2 separate regions of the Mus musculus genome follow, and region 1 is linked to region 2. A link is a loop called in an ENCODE intact Hi-C map of the cell type or tissue named here. Cell type or tissue: left cerebral cortex. All regions are shown on one strand. Each heading gives the region's core, and the rest is flanking DNA. Links, peaks and the distances in the headings are about the cores only. Region 1 holds the start of Zer1 (zyg-11 related, cell cycle regulator). Region 2 holds the start of Endog (endonuclease G).

Evidence for each region. Peaks named below come from ENCODE experiments on the same cell type or tissue, not always from the same donor. Only the 100,000 strongest peaks of a DNase experiment are listed, where the experiment ranks them.
Region 1: it touches region 2 in a loop (1.9-fold over the local background); 12 of 42 quality-filtered maps call a loop at or near these places.

The regions. Positions count from the first base shown.
Region 1 is chr2:30,114,314-30,126,296 of GRCm38, reverse strand. It overlaps Zer1 (zyg-11 related, cell cycle regulator), which reads left to right and starts at 1,686. Exons shown (of 16, transcript NM_001290503.1): 1 at 1,686-2,021. In left cerebral cortex, for the core only: CTCF peaks have their summits at 6,335 and 6,547; DNase peaks (open chromatin) are centred at 2,953, 3,318, 5,758, 6,489 and 1 more place; H3K4me3 peaks cover 1,931 bases; H3K27ac peaks cover 5,349 bases.
Region 2 is chr2:30,163,839-30,175,821 of GRCm38, reverse strand. Endog (endonuclease G) reads right to left here and starts at 4,298. Exons shown (of 3, transcript NM_007931.1): 1 at 3,756-4,298; 2 at 2,871-2,980; 3 at 1,753-2,131. The coding sequence starts at 4,247. The coding sequence ends at 1,849. It overlaps Spout1 (SPOUT domain containing methyltransferase 1), which reads left to right. Exons shown (of 12, transcript NM_172660.4): 9 at 10-108; 10 at 533-635; 11 at 753-900; 12 at 1,637-2,375. The coding sequence ends at 1,729. Gm31080 (a long non-coding RNA gene) reads right to left here. Exons shown (of 4, transcript XR_866091.1): 2 at 11,211-11,418; 3 at 10,707-10,772; 4 at 5,487-5,525. In left cerebral cortex, for the core only: CTCF peaks have their summits at 4,783, 4,988 (motif pointing left) and 8,925 (motif pointing left); DNase peaks (open chromatin) are centred at 2,142, 4,004 and 4,335; H3K4me3 peaks cover 1,638 bases; H3K27ac peaks cover 1,377 bases.

The sequences.
Region 1 (11,983 bases), core at 1,819-9,818, 50 kb after region 2:
AGGAACAGAAATGACTCAAAGACAGTGGCATGACCAAGGCACATCTCTGCGAAGATGACAGTTCAGAAAAGCTGGAAACCTATAGCACAGAGCATAGTCTGCAGAGAGCTAAACAGACTGGGAAATGTACTTTCCACCTGACTGTGGTCTAAATCTCTCATAGGCAGCTCAGCTTGTTTCCTCTTCTTACATGTAGCTGGTCTGGTCTCAGTATCTTCTTTGCAGCTCAGCTTGACTAAGAACTCTCAACTTTTTATTCTTTTCTCTGGCAGGGAGGGTCTTAGTGAATCTGGTTAGTTTCAGGGACTTCCTGAACCTATTTTGAGTTATTTACCTTCCTACTTAAGGTATCTACTTTCTCTTTTCTTTTATTTTTTCTCCTTTTCTTGTTTTGTTTTTTGTTTTAGAGACATGGTTATTTTGTGTAGTTTTGGCTGTCATGGAACTAGCTTAAACTAACGGAATCTGCCTATCTCTGCTTCCTGAGTGCTAAGATTAAGGTGTATGTATAGTATTTTGTGTGTGTGTGTGCGCGCGCTCAATGATAGAATTCCTGTCTGCCACAGGACCTGGGTTTGAGCCTCCACATCCCCTCCCTTCTTTCTCTCTAACCTCACTCCAGGGCATTCCTTAAGCAAAAAGTGTTGTTAGTTTACCAGATGTGGAGGGCAGTAAGAAAAATGTTTAAGCCTACTGCCTGATTGTTTGAGCTTAGAATGACAGAGATGCAAAGAGCCCACACTGATTTCAACTGTGAACGTTCTGGACAGGAGACCAGAAGGAAACAATTTACTGAGGGACTGGGTAAGGAGAGAAGGTAGATGAAAAGTCTGGATGCCCTGATTGTGAGACTGCAGAAGGAACGAAGGGATTTGTGTTCGGAGGCTATGGTAGAAATCAAGAGAAGAAATGGTGATGGGGCCAGTGAGATGGCCCAGCATGTAAGGGTGCTTGGTACAAGCATGGTGAGGACTGAATTTGATCCCTGAAACCAACGTGGCTGGTGTAGAGAACCCTCTCCAGCCAACAGTGCTCTGATCTCCTGCACATGTGCATATGCATGCACACATATAAATAAATGGGAAAAAAATCTTAAAATGAAAAGGAAGTATAGACCAGAGAGCTTGTTCGGTTCCTACGTTTGTGGGGCTTACAACTACCTGTAACTTCAGCTTCATGGGCTCCGGGGCTATTGTCCTCAGCAGGCAGCTGCCGTCACGTGCATAAGCACATATACACTTATGTACATAATTAAAATAATATTTTTGAAAGATAAAATGATGGACAGTAGGGCACTATTGGAGGAAGAGAGAAACAACTGTTAAGAGATCCTTGGTGACTAGAAGAAAACGCAGTGGCCAAGAACAGCCTCACTCCTGCTATCTGACAGCTCCTGGGTGAATGGCCCTTTTCGTGAAGGAAAGAAGGAGGAGCACATTTTGAGGGGCAATGTGGTGGCTGCTTAGAGACCGCCCAAAAGACGTCGGGTTGGGCACCGGGTGAGTCAGCACTAACTAGGTAAGATGGAGTCAATCCTGTCCTGAACCTGCTCCTGCGAGTTAGCCCCTCGCTAGAAGGAACCCTGGAAGCTAACGTGGAGACTGGGGCCTCAGCTTGGGCAGGAGCAGCCCAGAGAACCCGGAACCTTCAGCCGCCTCCGCCCACGTTCGCGGCGGGACAAGACGAGAGAACCCCTCCTCTGCTGCTAAGGGGCGGCCCGGAAGTGACGCTTTGTTGACAGCACACCCGCAGCCACAGGCTCTCCAAGCCTTCGGAACAGGATCGGGGGGAGGGGCTGGGCCCGGAGCCAAGCAGCCGGCGGCCCGAGGGCAAGGGAACGGCCTCCGTCCGGGGCTCCGGTCGCAGCATTCCCGCCCTGCCCCGCCCCGCCCCGCCGACCCGGACCCGGACCGGATCCGACCTCCTGCGGCGCTTTGGCCGCCGATTCCCCCGGGCCGCAGCCTCCGCTTGTAAGCCTGCGAAGCATCCTGTCTCCCCGTTGAGGGCCGCCCCCTCCTAGGGTACGTCCTAAATGCCGAGCCAAGAGACGTACCTGCATCCTTTTCTTCACCCTGTCTCAGGGTCTAAGCATTGTCGCTGCGACTCCTTGCAGAGGTCCACCACAGGCTAGTGGTGGGATGGCGCTCGTCGCCTGCCACCCAGGTCTGAGGATTTTGCCTTGAAAATTGAGCTCTCTCTAGAATGAGAACGACGCTCGCCCTTGCAAAATGGGGGCTCAACGTAGGGCTTAGGAGGCCAGCCTCTGCCCCTCCTACCTGTTGGATGAGTTTAGGTCTTCTCCCAACCCCCGAAGCCGTGCTACTTAAAAGCTTAGGGATGGCTTGGCTCCTGGATCAGCTCCCAAAATGCGATGCCAAGGTACAAGATAGTGCAACAGGGTCGGAAAAGAGCGGGTGGGCTTGCTGAAGATCAATGGCTCCCATAGGTGAGGTGAAACTAAAACTGACCGCTCTGGCTAGCTCTGGGTAGATTTAGCTGCTCTTTAACCAGTCAAAGCTTCCCCGGGTTTGCTTGTGCCTTGTGTGTATGACAGAGACGGGAGGGGGAGCAGAGGGTTGGGGGTAGTGGTGCCTAATGCCTGGGAAAAGCTAACTCAATGATGTTTCTGACAGAATGGTTCTCTACAGGCTTCAAGTTAGAGTGACCGGTGGAGATAGCATTGAAAGGGGGGTCACAGAAGCTATGCTTTGACCAAGAGGTTCTTGTTAGGTATGAAGGGTCGATGTGCTTTGCCTTATTCAGTAAATAAACGTACAACATGTTTGATAGTAATAGGTGTCACGAAGCAGAGACTGGGACCTCTGTATAGAATGGTCAGGGAAGGTCTCTAATGAGGTTTCTGTCTGAGCAGAGATGAGTGAGGTAGAAAGTCATTACAGCTTTCTGGGGGCTCAGCATTCAGCAGCAGGCGCAAAGATCCTGTGGTGGCAAGAGAACCCGCTTGGGTCTGAATGAAGGAGGCAGAGTGGGTGGCAAGGAAATCAAGTGAGAAGAAATAACCGCAGGGAACATATTAGGGACTGGCTTGTGATGCAGGGTTGATTTGTAATTTTTGAAATGTTGGAGAAGAATCAATTGTCTGAGGTGACAAATGACCAATGTACTTCAGCCCTGTGTTTTAAGTGCCCTCTTGCTGTCTGTACTGAACATCCATGGCAGAAATTAAAAGAGATTTCTGCGGGAAAGTCATGTCACATTACTGTTTCCTCGTAGTTAGAATGTGAGCAGGTGACCTTCTGCCTCGGTCTTTCCATCTGTAGAATAGGACTGCTAAGCTACAGGGTGCATGTGTGGCAGTGTGGTACATGACAGGAGGGATCCACCCACGACACAGTCCTGCAGCCCTTCTTTCTAGCATCAGCTGGAGGCATCACCAGCTCTGTCTGACTCCCCTGGCTCATAGGATTTGTAGGAATACTGGGGGAAGCTAAGTAGAACTTTATGACACCATTCACTGGTAAAAGTAATGGTCTGTTCTTCGGGGTATCTGTGACCTTGGCCTTGATTGTTTGTTGTGTTTGTTTAGACAAGTTCTCACTCTGTAGTGAGACTGGCAACGGCCTGTGGAATCCAGACTGAGCTTGAACTCAGCAGTTCTCCTCAGCATCCCAAAGGCTAGGACTGCAAACAGGAGCCACCAACTCCAGCTGGTGGCCATACATACATACATACATACATACATACATTTATTTATTCATTTATTTATTTAGAGGCAGTTTCATGTAGACAAGGCTGGCTTCAATCTTGCTATGTGGTCTTGAATTCATAGAGCTTGATCTGCAACTGCCTCCTGATACAGTTCCATCAGATTATATGTGTGTACCACCATGCCTGACCCAAAAAGGACTTTTAAAATCAAGCCCTGAATATCCCCATTCTGTAACATAATATAAGCAAAACGATGTCTTCCAGACAGATTGGAAAAGAACTGTGTTGGACCTATCTGTGGCACTGAGTGTGTGATCGAACTTCAGGTAGAGGCTGTGAATTCTGAAGGCCCCTGGCACAGGCTGAAAATCTGCAGCCTTTGAGGAGAACAACTCCAGATCTTCTCAGCCCTTGAACCTGACTACATCATCAGGCCTGTGCTATTGGCTGAGCAGGGCCAGAGGATTTGAAAATGCAAGGCCAAGGGTCAGAGGCTATGGCTGAGTGATAGAACACTTGCCTAGGGTCCATAAACCCCTGGGGCCCACCCCATGCACCACAAAATTAAGTAACATGTAAATGTGTAAAGTCAGTGATTAGAAGACAGGAGCCTCAACGGCAGAGAAAGCTTCTCTGACCAGAACCCCAGACTAGCACTGTGGTGAGCCAGGGCCTAGCACAGTTCTGCTGCCAGCTTATTGTATATAGTTACGTGAATCTGTTGCTCCTTCTGAACCTCGGTTTTCCCTGCTTTACGCAGAGAATGGTGTCCTCCTGCCCCTGCTGACCCTGGAGAGAGCGGTAGGATGAAACCAGACACTGGTCAGAGAAGAGTTTATCCTTCACTCATGCTCGCAGTGGTGAAGAACACTTGCTGTTACCGTTCATGCCACTGGGTTCGTACAGGGGCATCTAGGGCCCACATGCTCAGGGCCCACTTTGCCTCCAGGTGTTCGTTTGTGTTTAACAGTTACTTAGGGAAGTACCACAGCACATTTGTGGAGGCCCGAGGACAATTTATAAGAGTTGTTCTCTTTCCACCATGAGGGGCCCGAGGCTGAATGCAGGCTTTCAGTCTCGGCAGCACTAACCACTGAAGCATCTTACGGTCTTGCCTTTGGTGGGTGTGTTTCGTTAGCCTCACTGCTGCAGTTCTTGATTCCAGGAATGTGAGCTCAGAAACCACTATGGAGTCAGCTCTTTGGGGACCAACATCAAACCTGGTTCATTCACTAGAGCTGGGTTTCTGGCTTCAGAAGTGAGCAAAGTCCTGGGGATATGGCTCAGACTGTAAGCATGCTTGCAAACACGAGGACCCAAGTTCAATCCCCGGCACCCATATACAGAAGCCATCTGCTGACATGCACTGGTAATCCCAGAGATGGAGAGACAAACGGGAGGATCCCAGCTAGCCCAACATGTGCTCTTTAATATACAATGGAGGTCCTGTGACTTGTGCACGGTCCCTACTTTTAGGAAGCTTCTAGCCCTGGTCCATGGTGCCCATAGAATCATTACCAGAAAACCAGATCATCTGTGGTCAGTGCTCAAGGATGCTTGGAGTTGTAAGGAGGTTCTGATGGCAGAGAAGAGAAAATGAGGCTTGCCCAAGTCGCTGTAGGCGGCACCTCCGAGAACAGACCTGGAAAGCTGGAAAGCCCAGGTCTGACCTACTGAGTGGAGAGCGCATATCTATGTACTGTGCAGACTGCTTGGCACACAGCCTCAGATGCCACACCTGCAGGCTGTAGATCGATCCCTGCCTCCTGGGAGGATGAAGGGAGCCAGTGGGTATCCAGGGCTGAGCAGTGTAGGCACTAGGAAGTTTGACTACACAAGCAGAACCCAAGCAGCCTGCCCCAGTGTTCTGTCCTTCCTCAGTGTGTGTGCATTGTTACTTTGTCAGGAGAGATACCAGCAGCATGCTGGGCATGTGCAGTCTTCCCCCATTCTGTGTCTTCCTAGCAGTGACCTGCAGGCATCGACTCTGTAGATGTCTTTCTCTAACCTCACTTGCACCTCTGTCCCCGAGAGTCCCCTGACACTTGTCTGGACTATCGACACAGCAGCGTTCTGTCCCTAATCTCCAGCCTGGGACCTATTCCTTCCTGGAAGACATTCAACCTCTATAAAGAGGGTTCCCAGAGCTCATGGGTTAACATTTCACAGGATGGGCACTGCTCCAAGGTTTGGATCCTCTGGCTCCCCAGAGTCTCTCTTCCTAGGTGTCAAGATGTTGCTGTGGTCCCTTGCTTCCTCCTCTGAACATTGGTTACTCTCTTATTCATTTATCATTTTATTTTTATTTTGTGGTTTTTTTTGAGACAGGGTTTCTTTGTGTAACAGCCCTGGATGCCCTGAAACCCTCTGTAGACCAGGTTGGCCTCAGACTCAGAGGGACCCACCTGCCTCTGCCTCCCAAGCACTCAGACTAAAGGTGTGCATCACCATGCTCAGCTAACTCTCTCTCTAGCTGGTTGACTGGATGAATGAAGCAGTGTGGTTGGTGAGCACTTTAGATGTACAGAGGTGTCATCTCAGGCTCCTTTTGTGGGACTTAGGGTTCTCCGTGTCGTCTTCAGCAAGTGACTAGCCGTCTCTACCTCAGAGTGCCATCGTGAGGTGATACTGGCAACAGCAAACCTTTGTTCCGCCTAAATGCCAGGCACTAGTAGGCACAGAGGATGTGGGGGTGGGTGCAAGCCGCCAGTCTGTCCTCTGGAGCTGGCAGCTGGGGGGAGGGTCATAGACAAATTGTTATGCAAATGAATGGGTCTCTATTGGTACAGAGTACTGGGCTGTGATGTTTGGCTGGTTTAAATAAGAAACTGTAGGAAGTAAATTCTGGAAGGAGCTGGGTATCCCTCAGGAAGCACAGAGGATGGAGGTGGTACAGCACAGCGGGGGTGGCTGCCTGGGCTGCTGTTGTTTTTCTCCATCTTTTCTTCCACTGCCCTTCCCCCAGCATGTCTTAACGAGCCTGTAAGAAAAGAGACATGGGGTTCTTCTCTGGTTGTCTAGCAATTTCAGAGTCCAAACTGTCTCCAGTTGCCAGAATTCCAGATGGCTGGAACCTGCCTTGAGAGTGGAAACCCTTAAAGGCTCCAAGGGGTGGAGTGGTAGGGTGTCGTGAGCCTCTAGGCTTTGGTTCCAATGAGGGCAGCTCCTTCCTCCCCAGCTCACCCAGATCCCCCATAGCCCTGACCCCTTCAAAGCTGTAGGGTCGGCTCCTGGAGGAGGTGAACACAGGTGACACCATTCACCAGTCTGTTCTCTGGAGGCCTTTGGTGACTTGGGCAACTGATATTATGGTGTCCCTTCCATGTGTGCAGCCCAGCTAGCGCAGGGTAGCTACCTGGGGCCAGGGCTCAGCCCTGCAGAAAAGGCAGTTCTTTCCCAGCCAGGCACAAGGTTCTACCTTGGCCCATAGGGATTCAGCAGTATTCTGGGGACAGTGAACTCACGCTCAGCCTCATGAGAATCGCATCCTGCCAGTCCACTGTGACTCCTGCCATGGTGTTTGTTGTTGAAACTTCCCTTTCCCCAAGCCCCGCGCTTAGTATTCAGTACCAACTGTGTTCATTTCCCAGGAGCCATGGATCTGGGCTCTCAGTGCCTGCATCCTCTGTACCCCAAGCTCTCAGCCATTGCATGTGTCTTCCTACCTCGAGCATTCAGAGCTAGCTAGGACTCATCTCTGTGGTCTTAGCTAAAATGTCAAACCTTCCCTGATGCTCCAGCCCAGAGTGACAGGGACCCTTCCTCTGTCCTTCAGAGCACTGTTCGTGAGATGTGACTGTATCTGGGTTCTTTTTAGGTAGCTGATTGTCTCCTTCTAGTGCCAGAATGTTTCATAGAGGCAGGACCTTGTCTGGTTTGCTCATTATAGGACCTGTGTCCTCAGTAGCTCATGGCTAGGTCCATAATTACTACAGGAACAGTCAGCTTGAAGGACTAGCCTGGTCTACAGATTGAGTTCCAAGACAACCAGGGCTACACAGAAAATCTGACTCAGGGGAGCCTCAGCAAGACCCTCCTCATGGGGTAGGGCCTCCCTAGACATTGGGATGGTAGAATGGGCTCTGTAAGAGGACTTAGTTCATGCTTTGTAGAGGCAAGATACTCACTGATTGGAACTGGACAGTCCTAGCAGATGGAGGGGTTACAAGTGTGGGGCCACAGGTGAGCAGGCCTGGGGCTCTTGCCATCCTGTGGAGGGGGTAAACTAGAGAGGGTCCAGGAACTAAGGAAGCTGGAAAGCTGGTCCCCAGCAGGGCTGGCCTCGCTATGCTGCTCCCTCTGATGTCATTAGGCTGAAGGCCAGGCTTAAGGGGTCTGCAAGTGAGGAAGGTCTTAGGGCTGTCCAAGAAGTCCATTTGTGCTATCCCCAGAGAGTGTTACATTTCCACTGGGCCGGGTGAAGCATGGGTTGTGTGGGAGGCCTGGGTCTAGGGAGAACAGACCCTACTTGACATAGAAGTGAGAGCAGTGTGGCTAAACGTGGCTGTGGCAATCCTAATAGCTGCTTTTAAAGAAAAAAAGAAGGCTGGGCGTGGTGGTGCACACCTTTAATCCCAGCACTCAGGAAGCAGAGGCAGGTGGATTTCTGAGTTGGAGGCCAGCCTGCTCTACAAAGTGAGTTCCAGGACAGCCAGAGCTATACAGAGAAACCCTGTCTCGAAAAACAAAACAAAACAAAACAAAAAACAAAAAAGAAAAAGTCAAAATACCAGGGCCTTAGAGCTGGCGCTGCAGTTAGGAGTACTTGTTTGCGACCCAGTACCACATAGTGTCTCACAAACACCCATAACTCCAGTTCCAGGGGTGCCGTGACATCTTTTGCCTTCAAGCACCAGGCAGGCATGTAGTCCATGAACATACATGCAGGCAAAATACTCACACATCTCAAATAACTTAAGTACAGCTAAGAAAAAATAACTGTTTTAAAGTACATACTATTCTTACAGAGACCTGAGTTCAGTTCCCAGCACCTGCATCAGGCAGCTTGCAGTGACCTCAAACCCCAGCTCTTGGGGTTTTGGCATTCTCTTCTGGCCTCCATGTGTGTCTGTTCTGTGAGCATGTATCTCCCCCCTACACACACGAAATGTAAGTTAGTTTTAGGGCATAATGGCCCATGCCTTTAATTCTCCTAGCTCCGTGTATTAATTATACATACACATATATGTATACATATACATATATAGATAGATGTCAGATCACCTGGAACTGGAGTTACAGACAGTTGTGAGCTGCCATGTAGATGCTGGGAATTGAATCTAAGTCCTCTGGAAGAACAGCCAGAGCCCCTCTCCCTTTTTTTTTTCTTTCCGAGACAGGGTTTCTCTGTGTAGCCCTAGCTGTCCTGGAACTCACTCTGTAGACCAGGCTGACCTTGAACTCAGAAATCCACCTGCCTCTGCCTCCAAGTGCTGTAATTAAAGGCGTGCACCACCACTGCCCGGCTCAGCCAGTGCTCTTAACCACTGAGCTGCCTCTCCAGCCCCCATTTTTATTTTATTAATATGGGGTTTTACTAAGTTGCTCAGGTTGGTCCTGAACCAGTCATCCTCCTATCTCAGCGTCCCCAGTGCAGGCAATGTTGTCTCTTGCCTCCTGTCCTGAGTAGCTTAAAGGGCTCAGGAGTGGACATAGAAGCTAAGCCCATACCCCATTTGGAACCTTCCTCTAAGGCTGTGGTTCTCAACCTCCCTAGTGCTGTGACCCTTAAATATAGTTCCTCTTGTGGTAACCCCCAATCTTAAAATAATTTTCATTGCTACTTTATAACTGTAATTTTGCTTCTATGATGAATTATAATATAAATATCTATGCTTTCCAATGGTCTTATAACCTGTGAAGGAATCATTCCACCCTCCCAAAGGGGTCAAGACGCACAGGTTGAGAAGTGCTGTTGTAAGGACGGAGCCAGACACCAGTTTGTACAGTGTAGCCTTGAGTCTCTGAGCTCGCACATCCTTATCTGTCCCACGACCAGAGCTCATGCACTGTGTGCCGTGAGCAGCACTATCCCCTCAACTCCTCCAGCCCTGGAGAAGAGTTATCATCCTCATGTTTTCCAGCTGAGGACACTGTGGTCTGAAGAAGTGACATTGTTTACCAGTAAATTCTGGAATGGAGTCAGAACACAGACCTGTCTGTCTGACCTTAGCACCTGTGCTTTTGGGTAGATGTTGGGAATTCATTCCAAATCTCATGTGGTAAGCATGGGCTGTACTACATCTCAGAACACTTAAACTTGTCTCAAGTTCAGTATCACAAGGGATTGAGTTGAAGACTGGGTTGGGTACCAAAATCCACAGATGCCCAAGGTGTTTATATACATAGTACATAGTACTCACACAGAGCCAAGCTTAGGTTGATCTCTGCAAGATCAGTATGCACTCTAAACTACTGTACCATCTCCAACCTGTAGGAACTGTTTCTTGTTCACCTAAGTGCAATATGAAGATTCAGTTCTGCAGCCATTGTTGACACTATATTAACTTGCTTAGCACTGGAATGCATCCAGATCTCTTCCAAGTATGGATCCCTTTGATTGGTCCCAATGTTTTGGTTTGCTGTTTGAGACTGGTTTTCTCTGTGTAGTCCTGGCTGGCCGGAGCTTTCTGTATAGACCAAGCTGGCCTTGAACTCATAGTTAACCACCTGCCTCTGCCTCCCAAGTTCTAGGACTAAAATGTGCCACCACACCTGGCTGGCAACAACCATTTTTAATCTCTTTATAGAATTCTAGTATTCTCCACTGTGAGACAACTCACAATGGAGACAACCTGTGAGTCCACGGAGAGGAAAGACCCAAAGCCCATCTGCACCCAGAAACTCCCCTCAAGTGTACACACATCCTTGCCAAGGACGCAGGCCTGTCCCAACATAGACCTCCTATGTATTAGCAGAAGGGAGCACGCCTGGAGCAAACACAGTGTCCTCTTGCTTCTGACTCCTTCCTGTTACACTCTATGGGTCATCCAAGTGGTTGACTGTGTTCTCAGTGCTGTGTGGCAGTGAATTTACTGTTTTTATCCCCTGCAAATGTCAGTGGACATTCACGGGTCTCTTCTTCTGGAGGCCGTCACATAGAATATTGCTTTCAATATTTAGTGTGTTTTCAAAGTTTCATTTATTACTAGATATGTGTAAGAATGTAGGTATGTACCTGCCACAGTCCCTGTAAGGAGATCAGAAGGCAACTTCTGGGTGTCTGTTGTCTCTTCCACTGTGTGTTCTGGGGCTTGAAATCAGGTCTGCAGGCTTACATGGCAGACACCTTTACCCCCAAGCCATCTCACTGGCTCTGTTTGCACACTCACACAGCACCTCTGTTGGGTATGGTCCTGTGGGCAGACTTGCTGAACCTTGAAAGCACATTCCCGCTCAGCAGTCAATATTGTTGAGCATCTCCAGTTACTGCTCGAGTCACACTGCCTTACAGTCCCACCAGCATCCGTATCTTCACCAGGGCCTGGTGTCTGCAGTAGAGCTGGCTGGCTGTGGGAAAAGGCATCTCATTGTGGGTTGGTGTACATTTTGCTGATCCTGATGGAGGCAGCCGTCCTGAAGGAGGTACCTGTGCTGGTCTCCTGCCTGCCTTTACGCTGGTGCGTGTGCTGCACCTCTCCTCCTGGGCTACAGATGCTGCCTCTGCACCGCCATGCCTGGCTGGGGCCAAGCATTTTCAAATCTCTTTACTGATGTTTAATATACATGCGAATGTTCACAGTGAAGACAGCTGTGGGTCCACTCAGAGGAAGGACCAGATATGCTTTGTAGTCTGTGGCTCCCTTCTCTTCCTCCTCCTTCCTCCCCTCATTCCCCCTTCCTTCCCCCATCTCCATTATGCTACCTAGGCTTGAATTGATCCTTTATTTATTTATTTATTTATTTATTTATTTTTTCCAAAACAGGGTTTCTCTGTATAGCCCTGGAACTCACTTTGTAGACCAGGCTGTCCTGGAACTCAGAAATCCGCCTGCCTCTGCCTCCCGAGTGCTGGGATTAAAGCCGTGCGCCACCACGCCTGGCTATAGTGTATTTGGAACTAACTTTTGTATATATATGAACAGAAATTTCTTCACTCCAGTGCATACCAGTTCAACTTTTTCTCCCTTGTGATTAGCATTTTGAGGTCTGCTAAAAAATCTTAGGGGAGGCCAGAAGTGGTGGCGCATGCCTCTAATCCCAGCACTTGGGAGGCAGAGGCAGGCAGATTTCTGAGTTCCAGGACAGCCAGGACTACACAGAGAAACCCTGTCTCGAAAAAAAACAAACCCCCCCCCCAAAAAAAATTAAATTT
Region 2 (11,983 bases), core at 1,302-9,301:
GTTTCCCAGAATGCAAGACATACAAAGGAACAGTTGTGTCATCACAGGACCCCCGCACCAAAGCTGGTCTCTACTGGGGCTACACTGTCCGGCTGGCCTCTTGCCTCAGTAAGAGCTGAATTCCCTTCCCTGAATGTCCATCTGTCCCACTTGTGAGACCCACAAGTCAGATCAGGGTCTCTGTCCTACCCAACTGTGTGTATGTTTAGGAGGTGCCTCCTCTAGCCTCTGGTCACATCTCTGGTACCCTAGTCTCCCTGAACATCTCTGTGAATGCTAAGAAATCTGAGAACAGGATGTGCTTGGCCCCCATCCTGTTGCAGTCTCAGCACTAGGGAGGCCAGCACAGGAATCTCACTGTCTGTCTGAGACCAGCTTAGATATGTCAGAGCGAGACCTTGCAGTCTCAAGACAAGTATCATGGCTGCTGAATGTTGTCTGGGGCTTGGGAGCTCCTTCTGCCTACCACAGCCAAGGTCAACTTCCCAAGAGCAGTAGGTGTCTTCTTTACCTGAGCCTGCCCCACTCCCAGGCGCTGTGTTTGCTGAGGCTCCCTTCCAGGATGGGTACGACCTGACCATTGGGACATCAGAACGTGGCTCCGACGTGGCCTCTGCCCAGCTGCCCAGCTTCAGGTGTGTGCTGTCTAGAATAGGAACTGGGCCCTGCTCTACAGAGGGTTAGGGACTTAAAGCTCTGGAGCCTGCATCCAGTGGAGCCTTGAAGTCAGTGTCCCCCTCTCTGGGTCCCAGGCATGCCCTTGTGGTGTTTGGAGGCCTCCAAGGGCTAGAAGCTGCAGTGGATGCTGACCCGAACCTTGAAGTGGCTGACCCCAGTGTCCTCTTCGACTTCTATGTCAACACATGCCTTAGCCAGGGCAGCCGTACCATCCGCACCGAGGTGAGCCGCAGCCCGAGTTCTTGCAGCCCACCTTGCGTGCCTTTTCTAAAATTTACTTATGAATGTTTTGTCTGCGTGTGCTTGTGCACATGAGGAGAGGGCATCGGATCCCATGAGACTACAGGTGTCAATAGTTATGAACTGTTATGTGGATTCTGAGAATTGAACTCAAGACTTCCCGGAGAGCAGCCAGTACTCCTAACCCATCTCTCCAGCCCCAGCCTAAAGAGCTTTTCTGAAGCTGGGATCTTTACCACAGCCAACTAGTAGCAGGGACTGAACACAAGAGCAATTAAGAGTTGCAGTCCTGGCCCTGTGCCCTGTGGTAGCCCTGTGTTCTTAGGTTGAGGGACCCAGGTGATCTGTCTGTCTGTCCCTCTGCAGGGCTTCTTGCTTCCGCTTCCTTGGTTGTATCCTAGGTCCCTCTGGGTGTTGGGGGAAAGTGTGCCACAAGCTCTGAGCATCCACAGGATCTATGCACCCATCCTGGAGACTAGCATGGGATTCAGTGCCTGTGGATATTATGGGGGAGGCTCTGTTGCTGTCAGCCTCAGGGGCAGTGACTATGCAGACGGGCAGCCCCAGTCTCCCTGTCTCTGAAGTCTTGCCCATATCACTAATTACTGTTCCACCAGTATCCCTCCTGACCCTGAGGTAGGTCTCACATGGGGCCTGAAAACAAGCAGCTGGGAAGGCTGCCTGGCTTCCTGGTCCCAACCAACTTCTTTTCTTCCAGGAGGCCATACTCATCTCGCTGGCTGCTCTGCAGCCTGGTCTCACCCAGGTGGGATCGAGGCCCGCCTCCCCGCTTTCTGGACCCAGGATGTAGAGGAAGCAGCAGGACAGGAGGATCATGGGAGTAGAGATGGTCAAGTCTTCTCTCCAAAAATAACTGCCTTTAATGTGAGTCAGCCCATCTCCCCAGGGGCTCCAGTGAGTCCTCCACCATCACTTGCTGCCAGCAGTGATAGCCTTGAGGTTTCCAGCTCGAGCCAGAATATTGGGCACGAAGAGCAATCCCGAGGCCCGCTCGATGCTCTCGATGGGCACCAGGAACCGCTCCAGAGGGATGGTCTCATCCACGGGGGCATTGGGCATCACGTAGGAACGTAGCTCGATCTGCCCACCGGCTGCCTCCAGGATCAGCACCTTGAAGAAGTGTGTGGGCACTGCCACGTGGTTCTTCCCAATAACCTGGTACTTCACATAGGACTTCCCATCAGCCTCGGTCCTGTGGATAGACCCGGGCGCATGGCCAAGAGGCCTGGTTACATACAAGGTCACCTCTTCCAGGAAGCCTTCCTAACTTCCAACAAGCAAGAAGTTTGTGCTGGGCCTGGTGCCTCCTTGGGTCTGGGAACTATGTAAGGTGGGGACCAATGCTTAACCTCTGCTTTTCTGCCCAATACTGCTTCAGACAGAATGGGAGGCAATAAACGCAGCTAGAGGAATGAGCTCTCTAGACCCTGATGCTCACCTATGCTCACGTGACTGTAACCTGTCCCGTAGGCAGTACACCTAACAAGCACGAGTGGGAGGCCATGCTGGGGAACCCCAGCCCCAGCCTGGTGCTCGGGTGGCGTCACACCGCGCCACGCCAGATGGCCTGTAGTGGATGCCTGTAGCTTCTGGTTTCCGCAGCAGCCGCTGCCTCCTGCAGCCCGTGCTGCAGCCCGTGCTGCTGCTGCTGCTGCTGCTGCTGCTGCTGCTTTCTGTGCCCTCCCGAGGAGCTCAGCTCATTTGTCTGCCAGGAATCCTTAGCACGTCAGAGGCAAGGGTGACAGCCTCCCGTGCAGCCACGGGTTACAGGTGGTAAGGCAGGTCAGACGTGGGGAGCAAAGGCAGGTGTGGGGCCAGGCACCTGAGGGCACAGCAGAGTTCTAGGCCACCCAAAGGTCTCTGGCTACAGTGACACAGAAAGCCCAAGGTTGGAGAACAGGAGTCGGAGGCCCCGTCAGCTACAGGCTTACCTGGGCAGGAAAAGCGGCCCCGTGCAGACATAGACATTTTGGTAAGTTCGCGTCAAGCTGCGGCTGTACCTCTCAAGGTTGTTCCAGGCATTCTGGTTGAGGTGTGGCACCTGGTGGGAGAAGCGAGGCTCAGGAGCACACCTCGGACCTTCCATTAGGCATGCCCCAGCTCTTAATGTCAATGCCCAAACATTTGAAGGACAAGGGCTCAAAGAAGGGCTCCCTCCTTACGGCTCTGTGACTACAGTTTTTGAGCCAGTGCTAGCCACACTCCATTCCTGGCACTCCAATGCTCTAAGCTTTCCCCATCTCAAGGGAAGGAGGAAGGAGGGGACATTAGTCATTCAGAGACCCCCAAGGTCTCTTGGAACTCCCAAACCTTAGGTCAAGCTCTAAAGGCACGGGGACTGGACAGTGCTGGTGTGCACCTTTAATCCCAGCACTCAGGAGGCAGAGGCAGGCAGATCTCTTGAGTTCCTGGGCAGCCTGGAAAATCGAGCAACAAAAGGTGTGGGGTGGGATATGGTCTCCTGTCCATCTCCATCCACTGGGTGGATGTCCCAGGAACCTACTTCACAATCAAGACCCTGCTGGGAGCAGGTGCAGTGCTAACAGTGTGCCCTGGAGGCCTGACTGGCCCTAGGCCAGCAGGGTAGACTGAGGAGTCAAGCTCCCGGGTTCCCTGAGGAAGCACACTGGGTGGCTTGCTGACAGGCATTGCTGCAGCCCGTCACTACTTGGTGCACTGCTTCCCACGGGAGGCTGAAGAAGGATAAACCCCGGATTCTGCAGTGCCACTGTAAGATTCCTCCCTCCCGCCACGGTGCACGTGTAAAGTAAGATCTAGACGCTGCAGTCGGGCGGGCGACCAGGGTCCGAGACTACCTGAGGCGCTACGTTGCTCAGGTAGAAGGTGTCGTCCATGGCCCGCTGACTCCAGCGGTGGTTGGCGGCGGCGGCCAAATGGCCGCGGTCAAAGCCACTGCCGCGGTAGTCCGCATTGGTGGCGCGGTGGTACGCGTGCACAGAGTCATCCTCGCGGAAGTCGCAGGCGCTACGGTCCCCGTCGCCACGGAGCCGCTCTGGCCTCAGCTGCTCCAACACCCAGAGCGCACCGCGCGTGCGCGGGTCGTAGCTAAGCACGTAGGACTCGCGGCTCCGGAGCTGCGCCACGCCGGGCAGCCCGTACTTGGCCAGTTCCCCGGTGCCGCCCGCCGGTCCCCCCGGCAGCGCGGGAAGATCGGCCGCGACCACCGGCAACAATGGCACTCGGCCCAGCAGCCCCGGCGCTTTGCCCTCCCGCCGCCGCCAATGCTCTGCCGCGGCGCCCAGCCCCGCGCCCAGCGCTAGGGTCAGGCCGGCCCGCAGCGCGCGCATGCCTACCGGAGGACAAGGACGCTACTGATGTTAGCACAGAGTGAAGGAGCCTGTGCTGGCGTGGCCCCCGACGCCCTTCAGCTGCCCTTTTAAGACGTAGCTGGGTCCTGGTGCCGCCCTACTCGCTTGCCATTGGTCGTTCCACGTCGGGCTCCGCCTCGCCATGTACACCTCACATGGCCCTGCTTTTAAACAGGACAGAACCCCAGATCTGTCAGACCCCTCAGGTGCACCCACCCTCCTGCCACCAAACGAGCGAAGGATTTCTCTAGATTGATTAACAGAAGAATGCAGGTGTAGCTATTGATAGCCGCCTGGAACCTAAGCTTGCTATATAAGGTTAGAGAAAATAGCTATGCTAGGGTCATACTTTTCAACCCACTTAAAGGGTTTGGCCTGGGAAGTATGTTGTGTTGGCCAATGTTTCCTGTCCGTAGGTCAGGGGCTGGCTAAAGATATTTCCTACATTTCAGATGGAATAGTATTTAACTTATGAATATTTTAAGACATCAACTTCCTTACAACCTATTAAGACGGAGGAAGACCGATACATAAAAACTGAAGAAAATAGGGCTGAGAGTGTACAGTCAGAGCCACACTCATTAGCATGGGACAAAACCAATTATACATTAAAAGATAATTGGGGGATGGCTGGGGGGATGGCTGAGGGGTTAAGAGCTCTTCCAGAGGTCCTGAGTTCAGTTCCTAGCAACCACGTGATGGTTCACAACCATCTGTAATGGGATCAGATGCCCTCTTCTGGTGTGTCTGAAGACAGTGTATTCATATCCATAGAATAATTCTTTTTGTAAAAGGATTTATTTATATATTACATATACAATGTTCTGCCTGCACGATACCTGCAGTCCAGAAAAGGGCACCAGACTTCATTATGGATGGTTATGAGCCACCATGTGGTTGCTGGGAATTGAACTCAGGACCTCTGGAAGAATAGCCAGTGCTCTTAACATCTGAACCATCTCTCTAGCCTGAATAATAATTTTTTTTCTTTTAAGATACATTGGGAAATAGGGCATCTGCAGGTGTTGATGGGTAAGAAGGCAATGGAGGGAAATCATACAAATACCGTGTACATGTGTGAACATGTTATGATGAAACTTGGGCTTGTTTGCTTGGTTGGATTTTTTTAGACAGGGTTTCTCTGTGTAGTCCTGGCTGGCCTGGAACTCACTCTGTAGACCAGGCTGGCCTCGAACTCAGAGATCCGCCTCCCTCTGCCTCCTAAGTGCTGGAATTTAAGGTGTATGTCACCACAGACTGTTGAAAAAATGAAAAAAAAAAGACAAAGTTGTAGACTGGAGACATGGTGCAGCAGTTCAGAGCACATGTTGGTCTAGCAATGGACCCAGGTTCAGTTCCCAGCACCTATATGGTGGCTCACAACCATCTGTAACACCAAAGGATTTGTAGGCAAACACCTATATAGACAACATAATTTTGTTTTGTTTTGTTTTTTAAAGATTTATTTATTTATTATATGTAAGTACATTGTAGCTGTCTTCAGACACTCCAGAAGAGGGAGTCAGATCTTGTTACAGATGGTTGTGAGCCACCATGTGGTTGCTGGGATTTGAACTCTGGACCTTCGGAAGAGCAGTCGGGTGCTCTTACCCACCTGAGCCATCTCACCAGCCCCATAATTTTGTTTTTTAAAGAGCATATTCAACTCTTGCAGAGAACCCAAGTTAAGTGACAGGCAGCTCACAATGTCCTATAGCTTCAGTTCTCGGGACCCATTATATTCTGAACTGTGCAGCCTCTGCAGTTCTAAGGTGAAGGATTCAGCTCAAGTGACCAGAATTTTGCTTGCTTTCTTTTCTTTTCTTTTCTTTTTTTTTCTTTTAAAAAGATTTATTTGTTTTATATATGTGAGTACACTGTCTTCAGACACACTGAAAAAGGGCATCAGATTCCATTACAGATGGTTGTGAGCCACCATGTGGTTGCTGGGAATTTAACTCAAGGCCTCTGGAAGAGAAGTCAGTGCTCTTAACCTCTGAGCCATCTCTAAAGCCTACAACTTTGGTTTCTCTAAAAACACTGTTATAGCCGGGCGGTGGCGGCACATGCCTTTAATCCCAGCACTCGGGAGGCAGAGACAGGCAGATTCCTGAGTTCCAGGCCAGCCTGGTCTACAAAGTGAGTTCCAGGACAGCCAGGGCTATACAGAGAAACCCTGTCTCAAAACAACAACAACAGCAAAAACAAAAAACAAAACAAAAAAACCAACCAACCAAAAAAAAAAAAAACAAAAAAACCACAGTTATATTTCGTGAACATGATTTTGTTTTAATCCCAAGTGTGGGATATGGGGCTGCTTCAGACTGTGCACAGCCGATAACTATGATTGTCTCATGCTCTAGGAGGGACAGCATTTTTGGCAGCTGCAGATAGTTTATGTTTGTAATTCTGGGGACTCTTGAAAGGGAATAAAGCTGAGAACCCTGAGAGGGCCTGTGATGGCTGTGGGCCCTGCTGCCACTGGTCCCTGCTGCTGCATTTGCTATTGGTCCATTGTTGCTATTGCTGTTTTGCTGGATTGCTGGTTGGAGATATCCTGAGGATGGATGTCAGATTCGCCTCATGGGCCGGGTGTGGTGGCTCACGCCTTTAATCCCAGCAATTAGGAGACAGAGGCAGACGGATTTCTGAGTTTGAGGCCAGCCTGGTCTACAAAGTGAGTTCCAGGACAGCCAGGGCTACACAGAGAAACCCTGTCTCAAAAAACTGAAAACAAACAAACAAACAGATCTGCCCCCATGGAACCCAATGCCCCTAATCAGCAGGAAGTAGTCTAAAGAGGCCTATGCCCACGGCAGTGCTTGGTCTGGTGCTGCTATGTATTCAGATGTCAAACACTGGACCTGAAGATCTGGTTGTAGTCTAGACAAGCGCAGGATCACAGCCACCAGACGATGTGTATGAACTTCGCTCACCTATCTTCTCTGACTGGTTAAATAAAAGTGGTGACAGCCAATCACTGGGGAGAATAGGTAGGCAGGGTTTTAGTTACCGGGCTGGACAAAAAAGATGGGGAGCAGAAGATATTCATTATATGTGATGGATCACGAACAGGTAGCTGAGGGGAATGTACACTGAGGACAGCCTTACCTCATCTGAGCGAGTGCTAAGCCAGCCACACCTCACACCATGGGCACAGGGCTCGACTCATGTCACTTTTCCAAAGGAGGGGAAGCCATCACATGCCACAAATAAGAGACAGAGGACAGGGGCTGGTTAGGTGGCTCAGTGGTTAAGAGCACTGACTGTTCTTCCAGAAGTCCTGAGTTCAATTCCCAGCAACCACATGGTGGCTCACAACCATCTGTAATGGGATCCGATGCCTTCTTCTAGTGTGTTTGAAGACAGCAAGGATGTGCTTGGGAGGCCAAATTGTTTAAGTTCAGACTGCATTTTAGAGAACCTGATCTAAGTTTGAACTCAGATAAACAGGCTGGTACCTAGCACTAGTTTCCAAGTTGCCACTCCCCTGCCCCCAACAAAACCCAAGCCTAGCTCCAGTCTCTAGACTAATCCCCAACAAGACCAGTGTCTCCAGGTTATTCCCCCAACAAACAACAAAGGTAACCCCCAGGTTACAAGCCCACCCCCTGCCTAACGACCACTGATGCAGTTGATGACAGGAATATAAATTTAGGATATGACTCCAGCACCAGCCATTTATGTTAAAAGTCACGGTAGCTTTCCAATTAGATGCTTGCACGCTTAACCCTCCCCTGCTCCCCACTTGCTGCTTATTATAAAGCCTTGACCTGATAGATATTCAGGGTTCACCACCACCACCAAAACCCTCTTGCATGAAAGTGGTGCACTGGATAGGGGTCGGGGGACTTCAAATAGAATGAAGACCCTGCTGTGAGATGCATCAGATCAGCTCCTGTCTTGTTTTGTTTTGTTTTGTTTTGTTTTGTTTTGTTTTGAGACAGGGTTTCTCTGTGTAGCCCTGGCTGTCCTGGAACTCACTCTGTAGACCAGGCTGGCCTCGAACTCAGAAATTCACCTGCCTCTGTCTCCCAAGTGCTGGGATTAAAGGCATGAGCCACCACGCCCGGCACCTGTCTTGTTTTTGTTAATCACATTCCCTGGCACTACATTTTGATGTGTTGGCTGAAAAGTTCCCCATGATACACAGGACTAGCAATCTGGAGGGGCAAAACCAGTCTAGGTATTTTTGTTTTTTATGTTTGTAATACCATGTTAAAGTTCCTGCTTTTTGCCTGTCTGAGAGCTGAATTTGTCTGAGCTTTCTGTGAAATCTGCCAAACAGAACAGAACAGAACAAGCTTGTGTAAAGGTAAATGTGAAACTCTTCCAGTCATGCTGAGATGATTTATTTGTGTGGAAACTGGTGGCTTGTGTTGCCATGGCAATTCTTCTAGGTTTGAGCCCTGCTAAGGAATCTGAGTGTCAGAAGCTTCCTATGAGGTCTGAGCAAGTGAGTACTTGCAAAGTGGCTCAAAAGCTTGTGATTTGTGTGGCGGCTAATTTGTCTAAATGTTAGAAGTTTTCTGTGAGATCTACAGAGTGGAATGAAAACTTGTGTAAAGATAAATGACTTATACTGCCATGGTAAGTTTTACAGGTCTCAGTAAACATCTGTGCAGTACTATGAGTTGTCATGTGTGAGAGCGCCACCTTCTGGTTGGCACTTGTTACTGCAAACTGTATTTTTCTGGTTTTGGTTGGTTTTGGTTCTGGTTGTGCCTTTCTCTGTTTGCTGACTCCAAATGGTGGCACATCTTTCTGAGAACAAGGCCTTAAATTTGTTTCCGTGGCCAGTTTGTGTTTACGACAGATGTGTCTGGAAGCAGTGACTGTGGTGGAGCCAGGAGACCTCCCAAGCCTCAATTTGGGTAGGCATGGGCTCCTCACCCATCTGGGAACAAGGCCTTGATTTTATACCTGTGGATGACTGCAGTTAAAGATAGATGTATTGCAGGGCAGTGGTGATGCACACCTTTAATTCCAGCACTTGGGAGGCAGAGGCAGGCAGATTTCTGAGTTTGAGGCCAGCCTGCTCTACAAAGTGAGTTCCAGGACAGCCAGGGCTATACAGAGAAACCCTGTCTCGAAAAACAAAAACAACAACAACAAAAACAAACAAACAAAACAAAACAAAAGATAGATGTATCTGGGAACTGTGGCTAAGGTGGGTCCAGGAGACATCCTGAGTCTCAGTCTGGGGTGGGCATGGACTCCAGGACACCCACCAATCTGGTTCTTTTCTGGTGTGTGTGTACCACTTTCTGGTTGTTTCTCCTTTTTTTCTCATTTGTTGTGTTTTGTGTGTTGTATTTGTGTTTCTCATTACAAGATGACATTGAAGAAGTGACTTTGACTAGAGGACTGTGATGAATTAAGTGACTTGAACTTTGATGGATGTATTAACATGAGACAGGCTACATCTACCACATTCTGCAGGTTCCCTTCACCACAGAAGAGGCAGAAAGCTTGTTCTTGGACCCATAGGGGAGCCCATCAGTAACCAAGCAGCAACTGATGCTTGCTTTCCCCTAACTCTCCCAGATTGGGATTTTAACACAATTAAAGTTAAGACCATCTTGGTCTACCATCAGACTCTTCTGTCAGGTCTCAAAGTGCTTGCAAGATGGTCCACAAATTAGGCAGAGAGAAAATGAAAGCCCTGCAGCTTTTGAAGACATTTCAACAGTACACCCCCATGGACCCTGCATCACCAGAAGCAAAAGCAACAGTCACTCTAGCTTTTTTTTTTTTTTTTTTTTTTAATCAGGCAGCACCAGATATTAAGAAAAAGCTCCAGCGGGGCAGTGGTGGTGCACACCTTTAGTCCCAGCAGTTGGGAGGCAGAGGCAGGCTGATTTCTGAGTTTGAGGCCAGCCTGGTCTACAGAGTGAGTTCCAGGACAGGCAGGGCTACACAAAGAAACCCTGTCTGGGGGGGGGGGGGGAGAAAGAAGAAAGAGCTCCAGAGGGTTGAGAGGTTAGGAGAAAGGAGTCAGAGAAACTTAGTCATAGTGACAGAGAGTATTTTTAAAAAAGAGAGAGACTGCAGAGGAAAAGCAGATGAGAGGAGAGAAGCAACAGATTCGAGAATGGGCAAAGATCCTGTTGGCAGCCATGGACAAACTAGAAGACCATAGGAGATGCCTAAAACAGACAACTTCAGAAGAAGGAGTTAAGGGAGGCCCTGAGGTCAAAAGTGCCCCATCCCCAACCCCAGGGTAACCCTAAGAGTAAAAGGGAAACCCAACAGTTTTCCTGTTGTTGTTGATTTTTAATAAAGTTCAATATTCTGTCTTGCTAAAACATGAAGATCAAGTCTCTTCATCAGTTTATAAATGGCTTTCCAGTGGCAACAGAAACAAAACAAAGACTCAGGACATCTTAGAGGCCCTAAAAATATTGGGCTATTGAGCCTTGACAAAGAAGGCCTTACTCTACTGTTGTGTCCGGCCTGCAGCTCACATGTTTGGGTTCAAGTCTGGAAAGGCATCTTAGAAACCTGGAAGAGAAGAAGGGGACTAGGCAGCGCGAGATAAAGACGGAACCAAGACAAGGCTCTGCTCAAGGTTCAATTTTACTATTCCGACACTCCGTTATGAAGGAGGGGGAGGGGCCGATTCCTGCCAAATAATCTTGGAGTAAGGTTGCAGGTGAACACGTGATGGCTTCGGAACAGCAAAGCGGCAGGCTCCAGCAGTGGGCGAGGCAGAATGATTGAGCGGCAAGCTCCACCCCTGAGCAAGCAGGTTTCAGGCTGGAGAGGGGAGGCTACACTCTACCAATTACAGGTGACCTCCCTAGACCCAGGGGATGCATACCCAGACTCGGGGCCCTGACATCAGCCAATAGCCAATCTGATACCACTTGCCAGAAGCTGCCCTCCCACCCCCGTTTGTGCAGCCTTCTGGTTAAAGATGATGCCAGAATGACTCCTTACCATCCTCTCTTCTCGAATGCCCCCAGGATAACGTTTCAGCTGCCCTGCTGCCTGACCCTGAGCTTGATTGATGGGCTTCTGCATGACTGCTCAGATGGATGCAGAGGTAACATGGTTCACCAATGGCAACTGCCTCATTCAGGATGGACAGAGATATGCTGGGGCAGTGATGGTCTCAGACACCAAGATCATATGGGCAGAACCACTCCTGGCAGGAATGTCAGAACAGAAAGCTGAACTGGCAGCTTTGACCAAGGCAATAGAGTTGAGAAAAGACAAGAGACACAGATGGTTGGTGCCTTTGCTACTGCTCACATCTAGGGTAATTTTTATATAGAGAGAGGCCCTCTGAAGGCAGAAGGAAGAACTAAACTCCATCCCAAAGAGCAACAAGACAGCCCAGTGGGTAATCCTAGAAAATTGGGCCCCTCATTTCCTTGACTGCACTAGATCCAGGAGATCCCACACCCTCTGACCAGACAGAAGATGGGATCTTGGCCAAAAGCCTGCCCATGTATCAGTGTCATAAGAGATGATGGAGATCAGCTGACTACAAACTAATTGTACTAGAGAAAATGGGTATAAGCATACTGAAAAAGATGCATTGTTCTTCAAACATGGGACCCCAGAGAATTCAGAACTTAGTCCACCATTCCCACATCAGAATTAGAGATCCCAACTCGAAAATAGCTGAAATTGTTAAAAAACAAAAACAGAAACAAAACACCCAAAACAACCATAAATCCTGTCAATTGACCAATGCAGTTGCCAAT